Linked DNA regions of Mus musculus: region 1 is linked to region 2. A link is a loop called in an ENCODE intact Hi-C map of the cell type or tissue named here. Cell type or tissue: left cerebral cortex. All regions are shown on one strand.

Region 1 (4,000 bases), 160 kb before region 2:
TGTCCCGACCACTTTCTTATAGCCAGGTCTGCACCTATCCCATCCCTTCTGCGGAGAATCCAAGATCTCAAGATCTCAGTGTGAGTGTTACTGCTGTTACTGCTGCTGCTGGGGTTTTTTGTTTTTTGTTTTGTTTTTGTTTTTGTTTTGTGTTTTGTTTAGCCATTTAGACCTTTTATTGTATAAAACTTGGAGATACGTGTACACGTTTATGCATAAACATATGTCACATGCACACAGATGTGCACATGAATTTATGACATACACCCACGCACAGATTTGCACACACATGTAACATACTCATTTAGAGAGCCCACTTTCCACCTCCAAGGCCAGCACACATCTGAAGGGTCCTTTCTTGCTTACCTCATTTCACAGTCATGTGTGCCATCTTCTGTGATGGCACCATGGCTTTCAGAAATGTAAGCGAGCTGGGCAGTGGTGGCGCACGCCTTTAATCCCAGCACTTGGGAAGCAGAGGCAGGCAGATTTCTGAGTTCGAGGCCAGCCTGGTCTACAGAGTGAGTTCCAGGACAGCCAGGGCTACACAGAGAAACCCTGTCTCAGAAAAAGAAAGAAAGAAAGAAAGAAAGAAAGAAAGAAAGAAAGAAAGAAAGAAAGAAAGAAAGAAAGAAAGAAAGGAAGGAAGGAAGGAAGGAAGAAAGGTAGGTAAGCGAAGGTTCACAGGACTCTGTATTTGGAAGACAGGAGACAGTTTTGGGGTTTGTTTGATGTATGGAGCCTTTATTATTATTAATTATTATTTAGATAAAGGCTTTCTGTATAACCTGGGCTAGTCTCTAACTCAGTCTCCCTACAGGTGTGTGCCAGCAAACCTGGCTCAGACAGCTCCTCCCAAAGAGCTTGCTTTGCATCCTAGACCAAATAGTGCAGACAGCATCTTCCACCCACTTACCGAAACTGCCAAATATTGACCATTTCCAGGACAATGTTCTTTCTGCATGAAGGACTTTATATCTGAAGCAGTTCTCACACGATTTCGCAAAAGAACTGGATGCGGATTTAGTGGGACAAACTTTAAGTATAATGGCAGGTCGTGCATTCCCGGGACTCCAGCACAAAGGGGAGAGAGCCTTAGTTTCTGTCTCCTAGGAATCAGCCACTTTCAGTGTTTCCTTCAGCAGGATACAGATCAGGAGGAAGGGGGAGGGGCCAGCGCTCAGGTTCTGGCGCCTGTGCAGCCGGCCCTTTAAGGCGAAGGCACTCTCCAGTCCAGTCACTCACTGGGTTTTGAGACTCCTCTCCCCGCTCCAACCCACACTTCCCCTTCTAAGCTGTGCCATCCTCAAAGCCTTCATTTTCCACAGCGTCTTCACTGACAGGGCCTCCCGTGATCATACTTCTTTTTCTGCCTTTCACTACTTTGCCAGCTCCATCGTGTGTGTGTGTGTGTGTGTGTGTGTGTGTGTGTGTGTGTGTGTGGCGCGCGCGCGCGCGCGTGCTCTGGGGTGCAACCACCGTTGGACTAAGGTGCATCTTGCAGAGGATGCCCAAACCGCTGTAGGTTTTTGGGAAGAGCAATTTTATGGCCAGCAGGGCCTTGTTACACACCTCCAGTTATGCCAGGGAGGTGTTTGCTGGCCTTCCTACACAGAAGTCTGGCACTTCGCTGAGTTCACCGACCTGCAAAGAGCTTCATCCAGAACGCAGCCCTGCCAGAGATTTCCCCCTCCATTTACTCTCTGCTGGTGGTAGACCGACACCCCAAAACCACAGTTAGTTTTATGACATGGCAGTGCCAGGCTACAAGACTTTGTCTCTCCTTATAGGGAACCTGACTCTCTGCTTCATCGTAGGCTTGATTAAAATGGGAGAAGGACTATTTTACCTCACCACAGAGAGAAGTAACTAAAAAAGTAGCCTGCTAGGCAAAGTCTCATTTTCATACAGGTCCCATTTTCCATCCTACAGCGCAGGATGCCGGTGCTGTTGGCTGACACCGACACCCACTGTTGCAAAGGAAATGTCCTAAGTGGCTGGGGTGGGTGAGGCGCTTACCACAGCCGAGGCAGGTTTTACTTCATGGAAGCATTATTCGCACTCTATGTTTAATTAGACTATGCCTTCATTTGTGCAGACATAAGCACACGCGTGCAGGCGTGTGCAGGTGTGCTGACCCGAGCACGGACACCTGGAGATCAGAAGCGGACCCTGGTGTCTTCCTCCCTCCCTCCCTTCCTCGACCCTAAGTTACTTAGTCATTCTTTGAAAAGTTTATTTATGTGTGTGCATATGTGCATGCTCGTTTGTGTGCTCGCCCTGTGTGTTCAGTGCACACAGAGACCAGAAGAGGGCATCGGATCCCCTGGAACTGGAGTTAGAGACACTTGTCAGCTGAACAGTGTTGGGAATCACCTGGTCCCCTGCAGGGACAGCAGGTGCTCTAAGCCACCAAGCCATCTCTATAACCCCTCTTCTCTCTCTCCTTCCTTCCTTTTTTTTATTTAGATATTTTTATTTATTTGTGTGTGGGGGTTAGCGGGTGCATCTGGGCAGGTGCATGCACACATGCATTATCTGGAAGACAAAGGACAGCTTTGGGGTGGGGGGCTCAGTTCTTATCTTGCACCATATGCTTGCTGCCTGGGGAGTGATAGCAGCAGGCCATCAGGCATGGTGGGCAGGCACTGAGCCCCTGAGCCATCTTGGTGGCTTTAACTTCTGAGTGCAGCCTCTTACGGAAGCTGGAGTTTAGTGTGGCAGTTAGAGCAGCCACCAGTCAACCTCCTGGGAGCCAGCTGTCTCTGCTTTCTGCTAAGGCTAGTGCCTGGGTTACAGACACACGCCTTCATGCAGTGTCTTTGTGGGGATGCTGGGGCGCCAAGCTCAGGTCCTCTTGCTTGCGTAGCAAGCGCAGTATGTGTGGAGGAGTCATCAGCCGAGGTGTGTTTTAAAGAGAAGTTACATGAACTTTGGTCTGCCTGGTCATTGCTCACTCACTCGCTGGTCAGGCCTTTCAAAGTTTCCTCAGGGCCTTCTCGCTCCCCCAAATCCCACAGGCTTTGAACACTCATCATAGCTGCAACTATCTTATTTTAGACCGTCCAATATAAACTGTTGAATTTACCATTCCTTGTCTTAATGTCGTTGGCAGATTCGTAAGGTCTGGTCATGCACGGGATTGTAGGTGGTTTCATTCTTTGTCCACCAGAGAACACTTCAGTTGTGTGGAAGGCATGCCTTTCTGTCATGAGCTGACTGGGCAGGTGGCGGGGGCTGGGGGGAGGGTTGGGGAGGGAGGGCTGGGGGGTGGGTTGGCTTCAACGAGGTTTTGCTTATAACAAATATGTAGTCCCTGCAGTTGATGCAGTAATGGCTGTTGGATAACTGACATGTCACAGAAAACAAAGGACGACATAAGTGTCAGTGCTGGGAGCCAGAAAAGTGACAGCTTTCCTGTGTCTGTTGCTGCAACCGCTCTGGGCTGGGGCCGGCCGCCACATTTAAGAGGCCTGCGAGTTTCCTTGAAAGGAGCGGGGTTGTGAATGGAGCCAGCGGTGTGGATGCGGCTCCAGCAATACCCGAGCTTCCAGTGTGGAATCTGAGTGGGAGGGAAGCATCTCATTGCTATTTACCTGCAGAACTCGGCCTTTGACACCCGCGATGAGCCAGCGCTTTTGACTGTCGCCCCCTGAGGAGGCGGCATTCCTCAGCCCACACTCTGCTCCGCGCTCTGACTTCCCTGAGCATGCTTTGTATCCCTATCTTTTTTTAAAATCCAGACTCTGCATTTTGAGGGAAGCACCAATCCAGGGCTTTGCTTTGCTTTTTTTTTTTTTTTTTTTTTTTTTTTTTTTTTTTGTCATTGCAGGGAGACCCACAGAGCCACCCACACAGGGATGTCCTCAAAGGGAGTCAGAGATGCTGAATCCTTTGAAGAAGCAGTGGGGAGACAAAAGGGATTCCCCCATGTGCCTGTGTGCCTGCACATTCTTCCTTTCCCACCACTCTATACAGAACTCACAGACAGACGAATGTC
Region 2 (4,000 bases):
GGAACCATTAAACTATTTCCACATTCCTTTCTCTCTCACAGACAAGAAATGAAATGGTAACTCCCTATGACTCTTGTCCCAACCACCAATACTGTTTGTTCTACTTTCAGTTTCTGGCAGCTTATCTGTCACTCTAAGCCTCTCATATTAAAGGCATCAGATAATTCTGGTCTCTTTGTGACTGATTTGTAAGTCCTTTCCTGGTCTCTGGGGACACCTGCACACATATGCACATACACACACACAGCTGCTTGCACACACATGCACATGCACACACATATCAATAAAAATAAAATAAAAAATTTAAACATGTTAAGCTGGAATTGGTGTGTGTGTGTGTGTGTGTGTGCGTGCACGTGCATGTGCGCATGCAAGAGCATACATCCTGGTTCACTGAATATTCGGCTGTGTGAGTTTTACAATGACAGATCTTTTCTGCCTTCCATTGCCTTCAACAACTATTTTGACAAGCTTATGTCTTAAAGAACAAGAATAAATTTAGCTGTAGCAACTGGGGAGTGGGCCTTCAGGTAGTGAGAGCCATGTGGGCCTATAAAGAGAATGAAAGACAGTGAGAGAGAGAGAGAGAGAGAGAGAGAGAGAGAGAGAGAGAGAGAGAGACTATCCTAACACACCTGGCAACACCCAACTAGTTTAGCTTTTCTTCTGGTTGCATTTATAAAGTATTCTGACAAGAGCATCTTAAGGGTTAATTTGGCTCACAGCTCAGGTATGTCACAGTGGCAGAAACTTGAGGCGCTGTTCATACTTCATACACAGTCAGAAAGTAGGCGGCGACAAGTGCTTACTTTCTCCCTTTCACACGGTCCAATGTACTAGCCAAAGGAATGGTGCCACCCACAGTGGGCAGGATGTCTGTCAAGTTGAGAACTGAGATTTCCCACCACAGAGACACTCTCATCTCCTCACTGTTTCCAACCAAACAACAAGAAGCATAGTTCTCTCATAGGGTAGATGCCTAAACTGAGGCTTGAGGTGACTATGGCAAAACAGAAAGTTGTGAAAGGAAGAGTTTCTCAAGGGGAGGGAAGAAACAACAGTGGCCAAGGCCCTGATCTTGCTTTGGTAGACTTCACAGAGAAGGAGTGATGTTGCAGCTGCCTCTGTCTTGCTGTTTTTATTCAGTATTTATTTTATGTATGCACCTTTTGTGCAGCACTTGGAGGTCCCTTTGTTTCAACTTACAAGCCTAAACTGAAAGAATTATTTTAAATTAAGATGTCACCGGACCTGTGAAATGGCTCCCTGGGTGAGATCACCTGCTGCCAAACCTCATAACCTGAGATTGATCCCCAGAGCCCACGTAGTAAAAGGAGAGAGCTGGCTCTCACATACTGTCCTCTGCTGTGCCACACACACACACACACACACACACACACACACACATACACCCCTATAACAATACACCTTCACTCTTGCTTACTCTAAACTTTTCAAGGTCTGGCTTGCACTCTTTCCCAGGACCACCTTCATCCTTAACACAGTCTCCCACAGGAAGTTTTGGCCAGTGCTAATGTCATATTTCAACATCCATTTTGCCCTCCATGCTCTTCTGGGTTTCTGAAGGATGACCTCCCTTCTTCTTCATCTTTCCTTTTCAAACTCCATCCTTTATTGCATTCCCATCTGTCTGTCTGCTTGCCTGCCTGCCTGCCTGCCTGCCTCTCTGTCTCTGTGTGTCTCGCTGGCACTCTTTCTCATTGAGACAGTGATCTTGCTATGTAGCCAAGGCTCATCTTTTCTTTATAAACTCCATCCTTTATTGTGCTATCTGTCTGTCTGTCTGTCTGTCTGTCTGTCTGTCTGTCTTTGTGTCTCTCTGGTTCTGTCTCTCATCACTGAGATGGGGATCTTGTTATGCAGTCAAGGCTGACCTAGAACTCTTAGTGATCCTTTGTCCTGGAGAGATTACAGATGCAAGACCATGCCCAGCTTGATCCATCCTTCAAGGATAAGTAGTCCCACCCACCCTCCCTCCCTCAGGCCTGGGCCATGACCTTGAACTCTGGCTCCAAACGCTTTCACCATCGTCTTTGTCCGGGAATGACTTACACCTGTATGTCTCCATTGATAATTTTAAACTCTGAAAGTGTACTGTGTTTTGAAACCTGACACAGAATCTAGGTTGTGTAGTGACAAGAAAGTGTTTACCCAAGGAGAGGAGCGATTTCACAAACACCAGCATCGTCTCAGAGAGAACAGGAAGCCTCGGATGAACCACAACAATCGGATGGATCCTGGCTGCCAAGTGTGCGCGAAGTGACACTGGGAACAGAGCAGGGTTCTCCCACAGATGCGTTTCTCGGGGTTTGGGTTGTTTTTCCACGTGATGTACTATGCTCCGAGCAGTTCCTCCGAAACTGCCTTCTGTTTGTTCACAGCATCTTCAGATATTCTGGAAGTAAACACCCTTGGCAGTCAGCACAGCATGTGAGCAGATGGGAAGGCAGGCATTTGCTTGCTGCTTGGCTGTGGGAGCCTCGCCTTTATTCACGAAAGGGATCCGCTTAATAGATTCGCTCAAAGCCAGCAGGTGTAGTGGGGGAGAGAGAACGTTATGTAAGATACAAGCTGAATATTCAAAAACTCTAGCTCATGGTCAGATAGACCTTCTAAAGTGACTGAGAAGGCCTATTTTGTAAGAATATTTTTGGGGGAAAAAGAAAGGGGAAAATTTTTTTAAGGACCTGGGTTCCCTATGCAGCCCAGGATAGACTCAGGCTAGATATATAGCCCAGACCAAACTCACAAATCTCTTGCCTCAGCATCTAAAGTACTGGGACTCCTTACAGGTGTGCTCCTTAGAAGTTTTGTTCATCACCTGACTGTTACATCACTACATCCTTCAAGGAAGCTCAGTCTTCCAGAAGGTTCTGTGTTAGGATGAGGCTCATGGAAACAGGACTAGTGTGCATGGCCATTAGAATTCATGTAAGTAATATGTGATCTTTTAAAAACAAATCACGGACTCTCACATAGATGCTGAGAAGTGAATGAATCTTTAACGCTACAAAAGAAAAGAAACACACCTGAGCGAGCAGCCTCCCGCTCAGTTCCACCACACCCCTGCTATGCTACCCCTCACATCCTCTCTGAACCATCACACCCTGGACAGATCACCCCTCTACCCACTTAGTGGCACAGAATGCCTTGACTATTGGCTGTTGGTTTATACTATTCTTATTGTATAAATGGATCCTGTAGGGTTTGTTGTTGTTGGTTGGTTGGTTGGTTGTTTTAAGGCACGAAATTACCAAGTACAAACTGGACAAGAAACATTTGGAAATTCAACCATCCAGCAGCATGTCTAGGGAAGCAGCGGACAAGGACTAGAAAGCATGCCTGCCATGTCTATGGGGAGTCACCAAGATGCTATTGTTGGAAATTTAGAACCCGTGGTGGCAACCGCGCTGGCACAAGCTGTCAAACCACTAATTTTTTTTTTTTAATTTTTTTTTTTGACTCAGTGGATGACTCATTTACTCTCTCCTTGCAGACTGACGAGGCAGGATGCGGAAGCCCATTTGGGCTTAGCACGTGGATGGAAAAAAAAAAAAAAAGACCTAGCAGATTCCTAAGCTTCAAAATGCTGTCACTGACAAAGTGGGCTGGAAGCTGGCTGTGCTTGTGAGAGCATCCTTCCTCATTCATGAAGCTCATAGAGGTTACAGAGCTGGAGGTGTGCCCCTCTCCCAGCCTGGAGGGGATTAAATCAGACTTTGTTTAGCCCACCTAGGATGGAATCTTCTGACCTAGGCGAAGTTTATTGTCCTGCCACATCTGCAGCTTCCTGCAGAGCAGATGAGCTTGTTTTCCTGACAAAGATTCTGGCAAAGTGGAGGCTGGGTTTCCCCCCTTTAAATTCAGACTTAAGAATTCAACCATTGGACCTTGATCAGAAACTTTATCTTTGTCTCATTCCTTTCTCATTCGTCCTTCCCATCCATTCCCAGCTCTTCTTCCAGGTAAATTCGGTTAT

The links. Peaks named below come from ENCODE experiments on the same cell type or tissue, not always from the same donor. Only the 100,000 strongest peaks of a DNase experiment are listed, where the experiment ranks them.
Region 1: it touches region 2 in a loop (2.2-fold over the local background); 2 of 42 quality-filtered maps call a loop at or near these places.

What each region holds. Positions count from the first base shown.
Region 1 is chr10:67,316,908-67,320,907 of GRCm38, forward strand. No RefSeq gene overlaps it. Among named protein-coding and RNA genes, the nearest start is that of Gm46229, 15 kb to the left of the region's middle. In left cerebral cortex, a CTCF peak has its summit at 2,311 (motif pointing right); DNase peaks (open chromatin) are centred at 1,245, 2,293, 2,876 and 3,785.
Region 2 is chr10:67,480,059-67,484,058 of GRCm38, forward strand. It overlaps Gm51825 (a long non-coding RNA gene), which reads right to left and starts at 2,525. Exons shown (of 2, transcript XR_003949057.1): 1 at 2,173-2,525. In left cerebral cortex, no CTCF peak of the experiment used is centred here; DNase peaks (open chromatin) are centred at 2,413, 2,850 and 3,518; H3K4me3 peaks cover 301 bases.